2 separate regions of the Homo sapiens genome follow, and region 1 is linked to region 2. The links are chromatin loops, found by intact Hi-C in ENCODE. Cell type or tissue: GM12878. All regions are shown on one strand. Each heading gives the region's core, and the rest is flanking DNA. Links, peaks and the distances in the headings are about the cores only. Region 1 has its middle 170 kb from the start of TRQ-TTG4-1. Region 2 overlaps EPM2A (EPM2A glucan phosphatase, laforin).

Region 1 (5,382 bases), core at 127-5,126, 280 kb before region 2:
ACCAAGAGACTTGACTGACACACTCTCCTTTGTCCAGAGAGATGTTAACATAGAGCTAGCCAGTCATGCTTCCAATTCTCATAGAGATTAATTCCAGCTGGATTAATGTTGAAGAGTTATTTCTGAATGAGTTTATAGAACTGTATTAAATGCCTTTCATTTTGTTGTATTTTGTTTCTCCTCTTAGTTTGTGAGCTCCTTGCACATTAGAACTGTCATTTCGTCTTTTATTCTCTACAATCAACTAGCAAAACATTTGAATATGCATGAATTTGGAAGAAGGAGGGGTATCTGCTTGCCTCTGCATAAATGTCACCTCCTTAGAGACTCATTTCCTCACCATCTCTAGCCAGCCCAATGCTAGTCAACTGTCTTTCATTATCCAGGTGTTTCTTTCTTTGAAACTTTTATCGCTCTATTAAATTGTATTGTTTATATATTTGTTAATGTATTTATCTCTATCCTGTCTTAAATGTGTGCTCAATGAGAGCAGCATCCTTCACTGTAGATCAATCTGTCTGGACAAAAGATTTAAACAGCTCCCTGGTTTCAATAAAATTCTATCCACACAAAGTATTTTGAGTTTGGCTACAGTGACCAAACAGGGAGAGTCGTAAGAAATAATCACATTTTTTCAAAGCACAGCCATTTACCATGTCAATGGCTAAGTCTCTCCCTCTTTTTTTCTCCCTTTCCTCTTTTTTTCTTCCCAAGGAGGGTAACAAAGTCTTCTCTTTGCCTAATGCACAATATTTAGAAATCATCCTTTAAAGCCTGAGCAGACTGCAGGATCCTATTCTTTACCTTTAATTGTCTATCAAAGTGTTTCTTTCAAAATCGCTTTTCCTAGAAAAAAAGGGAAAACAATTTCTCTGGCTTGATACATTACTGTCTAAATTCTGTCTTTTCCTGTATTACTTTTGTCACAAATTCAAAATTAGTGGAATCAAAGTGTGTATGTTTATACCAAAGCCTGTGAGTGAACACTGAGGGAAAGATATTAGGTTGGTGCAAAACGATTGTGGTTTTACCATTATTTTGAATGGCAAAAACGGCAATTACTTTTGCACCAACTTAAATATTTTTAAGTTCTTGGTGACTCCCCATATAGACATTTCGCTGAGTACTTGAGTCTGATTCTGGCTGCATCACTGACCAGTAAACAAATCACCAGGAGTTTTTGACTTGCATTTTCTTGCTTATGAAACTAAATAGAGTGTATCAATGGCTCTTGCATCAAAATTGGCAAATACATAGATGGAAGTTGACAGATGGCTTTTATCCTTAATAAGAGGTGACTCATAGTTTAAAACTTTATTAGGTTTAGCTGTATGCAAATGAAAGAACTCATCATTGGATGTAAGCTTAGCTACTTGTGTTCAGATATGCCTACTTTTGATGGAAAACTGATTATCATCAACAAACCTGACAGAGATGATAACAGGAGGATTAGCACAGAGCTTGAGAAAAACAGCACAAATCCTAAAAGACTGCATTTCAACTGGGCTGATAAACTGCCATCTCACAGAGCACACAAGTGCTGCCTTCCTTTAGGCAAAGATAATCTGGGCCTGTGAGCTTGTTGTTAATTTAGCAAGCAGAGAGAGAAAAAAAATGAAGAAAGAGCTGTAGTTGAGTGGACTTTTAAAGTCTTTCCAGAGTAGAGCAATGCCAATATCTGCAAAAATAGAGTTTTTAAAAAGAAATTTTAAAAAGACTCTCATGGAAAGCATGACATCTGGCATCACCCTGCCTGGATTGGTCTTCCAAACCCAGCCTGGTGTCCGAGATGTAATCTCCACTCCCTCTTTCACTGTTTGTTTCAGTCAATCATAAACTCTTCCCATTAAACTTTGTTTACTTGTACCATTTCTAATAAATTCTACCCTCTCACCCCTCTGGTCTTTTTTCTTTAATAAATCCCCTCCTCCACCTCCACCTCAACCACCACACCCACACATTCACCTGAAAAAGCACAGACAGAAAAAATAAAACCTGTTTTATAGGCTATTGATTGATGCCTGTCTGAAGAGAAGCAGGATGGCTGTGAAAAACATAGGCAGTTGCACATCTATGTTTCACAGAGCACGGCTGCGCTAAGCCTCATGGTGAGTCTCCCACTTTGCCTTCTTCTGCTGGAAGTTATCTCTTCCTAATTAATTGGATTAGCCACCTTCTCCTGACTTGTTTTAATTTGTCTGTTTTAAAACATCTCTGTGATAAGTGTGGCTGTTCTAATGATGCTACTATTCTAGTGGCTGGTCACTTTCTTACAGAGATGAAATGCTAGGGAGAGGAAGAAGAACGTGCTCATTTGACTGTGAATCCAGCATTGCCCCTGAGGGATGTCAGTGTGCTTCTGCGTGACAGAACAAATGCAAATCCAATCAAAATAGCTATGCTTTTTATGAACAGGAAAAGTTTGAGGCAGAAATAGACACATTCAAGAAAGAGAGAGCAGTTACATAAAACCTAAACCAGCTTCAGAATGTAACTGCTCAAGAGGTGTAGCTATTTTTGGTTCTTTAACAGGTTTAAGCATGCTAACAAGTTCCACCATAAACAGGCACTAAAAAGGAAACCCCCCAGTTATAATGACATAATGTGCAGAAATAATTCACCAAGGCTCAGAAGTAAGCATGACAGAGAAGTGACCTTGCACAGCACCATTCAGAGGTCACAGATAAGGAGCTGGCGCTGTCTGGCTGGAGCTGGAAGAGGGATGAAGATGTGCAGGGACCTGCAAGGTAGGACTATGGGAATCAGGCAGCTAACGTACTGCTACTAACTGGTAAAACCAAAAAATTAAATTAGAAAAAGCTTGAAGTTCCTATTTTGTGACCCAGTCCCTAGATGGTGAGCAGTAATAATTATGTCTCTAATGCACCACAACTATCTTAGGTCACATGCTGCTGTTTTGTGAAAACTTTCCTTCTATTTCCCTCTAGACTCTCTTTGATGTTTACGTTTCCTGTATTTCACCTGCACAGAAATGTGAGCAATGATAAGAAGGGTCTTTGACTCTATTTTCTCGAAGCACCTTTTCACAATCTATTTTGTTTGTTAACTCCAATAAACAAATACATCCCTCCCCCAACCTAGATACACAAGATTTTGGATAAACAAGAAAAAATTCTGCCAACAGGCTATACAAAGAACTGTGAAGAGTCTGAGATTGTACTCAGCTTATAACCTAAGAAATTAGTCTGCTACCGTTTCATGAATGCTGGCAGAAGTGAGACTCCTGGGTCAGAGACAAAGAACATTATTATTCATGTCAAGGGGAGCAGCAGAAGGATCAACATATTTGCGTCAGTTCCCCTTGCCTTCAGACCCCATGGGGGCAATGTGGACAGGCCCAGATGACACCAGCATACTCAATGGGTTGTAATATAGGAGAAGAACCCTGAGCTGAAGGAACTCAAATCTTATGATGTATAGTCTCCAGAGGGAGACATTACCTTTGTTACAGAGGATGGTAAGAATGCCCGCCCTTTGCTCTGCAGAGAGACATCTCTGTCTTCCAAGGCTATTTGCTGTACAGGCTTCCTTGAAAAGATTCTCCAGAGTAAAAGACACTCTGTGCCTCTGCTTGCAAGATGTGCAGGACAACATGTTACCCCACGGAGAATTAACTCCCAACAGATTACCTGGCTCTGTTTCTCATTCCCTTCCCATGCCGTGCCCCTGCTTCTTCACTCTTTCCACTGTAAGATCCCACTGTGCCCTGAGCCCACCCACTGCCACACTATACTGTACTTGCTTACTTATAAGCCTCTCCAATTTGACTATAAGCTTCTTATGAGATGAGACTCTATAATTCTTCTTGGCATCACCAGTTCAGCCCAGTGTTTGACCCTCAGGACTCAATAAATGTTTTCTGAAATAATGAATGAGTCAACATCTAGAGAGTTGCTTGAGGGCAGAGGGTGTATTTTATACAACTTTGTATCACAAACTGTAGCTCCAAAAATGTTAATTTCATATAACAGAATTACTATTGTAATAAAATTAAATGATAAACATTTTCCAAACAGGCTAATGAAGTCCAAACCTCTAGACAAGGTTCTCAAGATGAAAAACAAAATTGCCCTCACACATCATAATTGCGTTTCACAGCAACATCACTTTGAAAAACAAAATATTTTAAATATTGTTCATTTTTTATTGTTTTTAAATAAGCATGTCTTCAACATATTTTTACAGTTTTTACCATAAATTATTTTTCAGGGTATCTTAGGTTTTTTCTTTGATCAAATTCTTTATATAAAACTAGGAATAGTCTTCATCTTTGCAAAAAGATATGTTCACAACAATTTTTCTTGAAACACACAGTCTTTGATTTCCCCACTTTGGATAAAGAAATGATGCTATGAATTATTTTACTGGCCTTTTAACTCTGCTAGAAGAAAAACAATAGTGTGTCAAAGTTACCAGCAATGAGTTTTGGCCTCAGTGCTTGCAATTTCACAAGAAGAGATAGAGACACAGGAAGCTCATACCCCCTGCAAGAGACAGTTGTTTTTCACTCCAGCTTATGGCTGCTAGGCAGACACGGGGGTCCAGGGCTGTTTGATCTCTTGACATTGCAAGAAGTGTTTAAAATTTAGATTTTTATTTGAAAGCTCCTGATTTTTACCTGTTGAGCATTTATTCATGGAAAAAAAATACATTGTACAAATCTCTCAGACCAGTCTCACCCCTGGGCCCCAGTTTTCTGTCTCTGAAAGTTTGTGGAACAGAGAATAAGACAATGTGGCATGTGGGCAACCCCACGGCAGCATCTAGGGTTGAGTGTTAACAGCTCCCGAAGCCCCAGTGGGCATGTGTTATAGTGCAGCATGCTCTTTCAGCTTAGCTGTCCTCAGGCCTCTTGTGTTAATCAGCTCAATTAGACCCTCTGCCTTATTGCAAGGACAGAGGGCTTTCTGTATCCCAGGGTTCTTGCCTTAGTGTACCGGAAAAATCGAATCACTCAGGGGCTTGGAGGATAGGTGCGAGGTTTTTATTGAGTGGTAATAGCTCCCAGGGAGGTGGATGAGGAAGACAGAAGCTGGATGGAGTGGGAAAGTGGTCTTCCCCTGGAGTCAGGCCACCCAGTAGTGGCGCTCTCCTCTGGCTGAACTTCACATGGCACCACTGTATATGACCTGCTGGTGTCTGCTGGTGTGTGCCGGTGTGTTCTGCTAGTGTGTTCTGCCCGTGTGTTCTTCTCGATGTCCAGCTGCTTGTGTCTGTGCCTGCTAGGGTCTCGGGGCTTTTATAGGCACAGGATTGGGGGCGTGGTGGGCCAGAGTGATCTTGGAAAATGCAATATTTGGGCATGAAAACAGGAGTGCCTGTCCTCACCTAGGTCTGTGGGCACAGGCCTGAGGGTGGAAC
Region 2 (5,382 bases), core at 64-5,063:
AGCTTCCTGAAAGCACTATTGAGCCAGCCAAGGTTGTGAGGAGAGGGAGAGGTAGAGCATTTGGGCAGGTAAGTCAAGTAGCCTGAGGTATTAGGGCCTGAGATAAAAGAGAGGGGTCAAAAGGCCCTAAAGATATGCTTTATCCAAGGTTGATCCTGAAAGAAATCTGCAGCTTTCAGCCTTTCTCTCTCTCTCTCTCTCTCTCTCACACACACACACACACACACACACACACACTTTCCTTTCTTACTCCAGGAGCAGATATATGATGAATATATTATGTGGGGGGCATATTTTTTTCCATCTTTGAAGTGTAATATAGATAGGATCTACATTATCTATAACATCCTTTGGTAGAAACTTAAAGACTTGGAACTAATCCTACAATTCCAACTTTGTGATTTTCAAAGCCCTTTCATATCAATTATCTTATTCTACTGTTATAGTCCTGTAAGGTGGAAATTACTATCCTCATTTTCTTAATGCAGGAACTAGCCTGCCGATATCCTCCCAGCTACCCAGTGGTGACAAGGCTTTAGCCCAGTTGTCTTGGCTCCAAGGTCAGCATTTCCGTGCAATGGGAGAGCCGAAATCAGTGTGTTGAGCAAGGGAAAGGAAGTCAGACTTTGACAACAGAGGGGTAGCTGAGGACTTCATGAAGCCTGTGAACTCATTTGGGAGGCAAGGGTAGACATTTGTTATAAATAGTGCTGCAGTGACAGAGGTCAAAACACAACCTGAATACCTTCTATGCAAAGAAAATTTTAACGAGCAGATTTGTTTCATTTTGTTTTGTTCAGGTGAGTGTTAGATTTGGCAGATTTTCATTCCCTAGGTGAAAGACACAAACCAAAATGTTTATAAAAGATTTTTTAAAAAAAGAAATCTACACCACCATTCCACATATGACAAAAGCATGCAAGAGTAAGGATCGATCACACGATTGATTATAACAGGTCTGTGACAACTAGCGGTGACAGTCAAGCCTAACAAACTGTCTTCTTTCTCAGACTTCAACTGAGAGCATTATGCTGCAGCTCAAAACACTTCCAACTGGGTTTTTCTCTAGAGTTCTAAAAATATTCAGCTGATTAATCTATGTGTTCATTGGGCTAATACTGTGAGCCACAGACATTGGTCTATTGGTAAAAAGTTCCCCTGCCACTCAGAAGTGGTTATTAACCCTTAGATTACACCCCCAGGTTAGGCCAAGCCAAAGAAATCCATTAGTCGGTCTTACAGCTGGGCCTTTATCACGTGGAAGCTTGCATTTTGCAGCTCAAATGCCACTGCACTGTCTCAGCCTGAAAGAAGCTATGCTACTGCACTAACAGTTACGACTGTGACCTGGTAACCCACTGACCGCAAAAAAGGTTCGTGAACACAACTACAATGGGTCCTTGGGGATACAGTTTTCCCTCAGGCTTCTGCAGAGTCCCAAACTATCAAGCAAATTACTATCTGTCAGCAGAGCCTTCAGGTAATCAGTGTGTGGGTTGGGATGGGATGGCGGGGGATGCGTGGCACAGTTGGCAGCCTAACTTCTCCCAGCCTCGTCTCACATCATTCTCCAACAGGATAACAATGCTGTCAAATCAGATTCAGAGATGCTAACATCAAAATGCTCTCTGGAAGCTACAGTCCTTCAAATCCTAACTATCTTCTCTGTTTTGAAACCAGGAAAACCAGCTGGACAAGGTAAATATCACCTGGATTCAACCAATGTGCATCTTCGCAAATGAAGTTTTTCTTTTTTTCTTCCTTGAAGAAGGGCAGAGCTCTTACAGCTAAATCATGCTTCCTTAGGTCAGGTTACCAAGAGGAATAACCAGACTGTCAGCAGCTCTCTCCACCTTCAGGAACAAACATTATACCCCATCCCCAATGGCAATTCAGCTCAGACACAGATCAACAAAGGGGCCCAGCCTGGCCAGGAGGACCACCTGAGATCCATAAAGGGCTGAGGTGGGCAAGGTCCAGAAACGTAGATTTCCTGTGGTCCTCATGGTTTTTTATCTTGCAGACCATTCACTCTTGGGGAGACAAGCTACTTCCCTTGCAATTTGTAGGCTCTGCCTAACTCCAGATGATCATGAACATAAGGGGTTGAAATTGCATGGGTCTGAAGAACCTGCCTGAAGCGTCTGTGTAAGAATGCAGGGAGAAGCTTCATAGCTGGTAAAGTTGCTGTCTGGAGCAATGTTCTGGGTCCGACTGCCAGCCTTGAAATTCAGAATGGGCCTCTTTTTAGTTCTATGACATGGGCAATAACTTTTTCATGCCTCAGCCTCTTCGTCTGCAAAATAGAGACAGCTACAATATCTGCCTGGAGTCTTATTATGAGAATTAAATAAGCTAATTCTTGTAAATTGCTTAGGAGAGTGTTTTGTACATAATATACATTTGGGGGAAGAGGGCTAAAGATAGAAACGTCTCTGAGCTGGATATCACTGTCCTTTCCCCAGCAGAGGAGGTCATCAAACTCCTTAGCCTCTCCCATTTCTGAAGCTCTCTGCTGCCCCCTGCTGACAGCTGCTTGATACTATCGGTGTAACTTGGTTCTCTCCTCTGCCGACTGTAGTTATCTCTACTCCTCTTCGACAAGTACCCTATTCTACAACCAGGCTAAAATCCCTATCATTCCTCTAAAATTCCATGCTTCTGTGCCATAGCCTGTGCTGCTGCTTCCCCCTAGCATGCCCTTTCTCCCTCCACATCTACCTATCAAAGCCATGCCCACCTCAAGTGCCATGGCATTCACGCAGCCTCCCTTTGTCGCTCCCCAGAATGTGCTCTTCCCATGCATAACCCTCCTCCAGCACGGTCCTCACTCCTCTCTTACCCATTCCCCTCTGTGCTGTAATTAGTGTCGAACTCGTCTTACTGTACAACTGCTTCTTCCTGCTATAGGATAGCGTCTAAAGTCCTTTTTGTCGCTCAAATCCTGCAGGATCATCTTTCCTCGTTCTCTGATCCAAGCCACATTGGTCTTTCAGTTTTTGCAACACTCTGTGCTCTCTCCTGCCACAAGGATTCTTCTAAGCTGCTGCTTCTGCCTGGGTCACTCCCTCCACTCACTCTTCCTCCAGCCCACCCTCAGATCTTAGCCCAAACACTACTTTCCAAGAAAACCCTCTTTGACCCCACTTCTTGGCCTGATTACCTGTACATAATCTCATAGCAATATCTATATATTTTCTAACAAAAAATTCATCATAGTTTTAAACTTCTATTTTTAGTCATTTGATTAACATTTGCCATCCCTATAGGACAATGCGCTCCGTGGGGGCAGAAGTTGTGCCTGTCTTTCTTTACTGCTGTGTTCCTAGCTACTAGCATAATGCCGCATACCCAGTACATACACAATAAATATGTGTTGAATGAATAAACAAAGAAGCCACATTAAACAGAATCTTAGCCACAGTGTCAAAACATATGTATTATATATATTAAATCTAAAATCTTATATTTATTCCATTTCTACCATTCATTTTTAAGATATTAAATTATAGATAGACAGACAGACAGCAAGGGTTTCTCTGAAATACAGCAAGGAGGCAGAACAGTTCTGATCCTTACCTTCGGTGCTCATATCTGGTGTTGGCATCCAGATGTAGGCCAAGCCTTCTTCCCTATATAGTTTAATCATAGTGTCTGGAGTCATGGGCTCTGGGTAGCGGTTACAGCCTGAGGAATTCTGTACAATATCCCATTCAGTCTGGAAATTCATTACAGCTGTAATCCCCAATTCATGCTTCAGTTTGATGGTTACATGTTCCACCTGACGAGGGCAGCTACCCAGCCAGATATTTGGTAGAATTCTAATGAGAACATATGGAGACAACTATCACTAGTGTTGTTCTGATTTGAGGTTTAAGGAGCTGCATAAAACATGTAGTATTAAAATATAACTAACCTTTAAGTCTGGCACAGGAAAAGCTAGATATTTTAGAATATGAACACCAATGTTATTATTGAAAGAAAAAGTACTGGTGTTGCTGCTTTGGGGAAAGCAAGTATTTCAATTAACTAGAACGCCAGGAAATGGACATTTGCAAACCAAATCAAGCAATATATTAAAATAAGTCTACCAAGTTGTACTTATTCCATGAATGCATATATGGTTCCACATGATAAAAATCCATCAATAGACTTCAAATGCTAACAAATTAGAGGTGAAAATTCCTGTAATTATATAAATAAATTCTGAAAAACAAATTTCAGCAGGCATTCCGGTTTAAAAGTCTATGCAAATATTTCAAATAGTATGAGACTTTTAACATATGCTAAAGAACAGAAGCTAAAAAACAACAGACTTCTTTTAATAAGATCAGAATCAACATTAATTCCATTAGTACCTAGCAGTGTTCTATAGGTTTCATCTAATGCTGCAAGGTAAGAAGGAGAAATAGCAATATAGTTTCCTTTTGGAAATTATCATTGAGGTTTATTATAGAAAAAAATAATGAAATGAAAAAGTTAAAAACTCAGAAAAATTTTAATAACCCTTTAGACAAGAACCCAAGGAGAAAAAACATAAAACACGCTTATCTGGCCGGATGCAGTGGTTCACACCTGTAATCCCAGGACTTTGGGAGGCCAAGGCAGGCGGGTCACCTGAAGTCAGGAGTTCTAGACAAGCCTGGCCAATTCTACTAAAAATACAAAAATTAGCCAGGCGTGGTGGTGGACACCTGTAATCCCAGCTACCGGGGAGGCTGAGGCAGAAGAATTGCTTGAACCCGGGAGGCGGAGGTTGCAGTGAGCCGAGACTGCACCACTGCACTTCAGCCTGAGTGACAGAGTGAGACTCCATCTCTTAAAAAAAAAAAAAGTTTATTCTCTCCTGTAGGGTAAGCAGAACTGAAGTTTTAGAAAGACAGTGGTGGATCTTCATTAGGGAACTGGGCAATTGGCTTCTCATGTTAACAATGTTGACAACAACAGCCAAAAGGAAAAATGTAAAAACCAAAAAAGAAGCTGGCGCAGTGGCTCACGCCTGTAGTCTGGCACTTTGGATGGCTGAGGCGGGGATTGCTTGAGGCCAGAAGTTCCAGACCAGCCCAGCCAACATGGCAGAAACCTCGTCTCTAGTAAAATTACAAAAATTAGCTGGGCGTGGTGGCACACACCTGTAATCCCAGCTACCTTGAAAGGCTGAGGCCTAAGAATTGCTTGAACCCAGGAGACAGAGGTTGCAATGAGCCAAGATCACACCACTGCACTCCAGCCTGGGCGATGGGGCAAGAACCTGTCTGAAAAAAAAAAAAAAATTAAAAAAAAAAAAGATTTCGTATAACATTTAGTAACAATTGTATGATGTTAGGCCAAGTTATTTATCAACTCTAACCTGTTGGTGTACTCATCTTTAGAATGGGTCTA

Evidence for each region. Peaks named below come from ENCODE experiments on the same cell type or tissue, not always from the same donor. Only the 100,000 strongest peaks of a DNase experiment are listed, where the experiment ranks them.
Region 1: a loop joins it to region 2, with 1.9 times the contacts of the local background. A loop is called at or near these places in 6 of 110 quality-filtered maps.

What each region holds. Positions count from the first base shown.
Region 1 is chr6:145,347,766-145,353,147 of GRCh38, forward strand. No RefSeq gene overlaps it. Among named protein-coding and RNA genes, the nearest start is that of TRQ-TTG4-1, 170 kb to the left of the region's middle. In GM12878, for the core only: a CTCF peak has its summit at 3,451; a DNase peak (open chromatin) is centred at 2,436; H3K4me3 peaks cover 1,592 bases; H3K27ac peaks cover 3,235 bases.
Region 2 is chr6:145,631,666-145,637,047 of GRCh38, forward strand. EPM2A (EPM2A glucan phosphatase, laforin) reads right to left here. Exons shown (of 4, transcript NM_005670.4): 3 at 3,580-3,821. Among named protein-coding and RNA genes, the nearest start is that of EPM2A-DT, 100 kb to the right of the region's middle. In GM12878, for the core only: a CTCF peak has its summit at 2,525 (motif pointing left); a DNase peak (open chromatin) is centred at 2,536.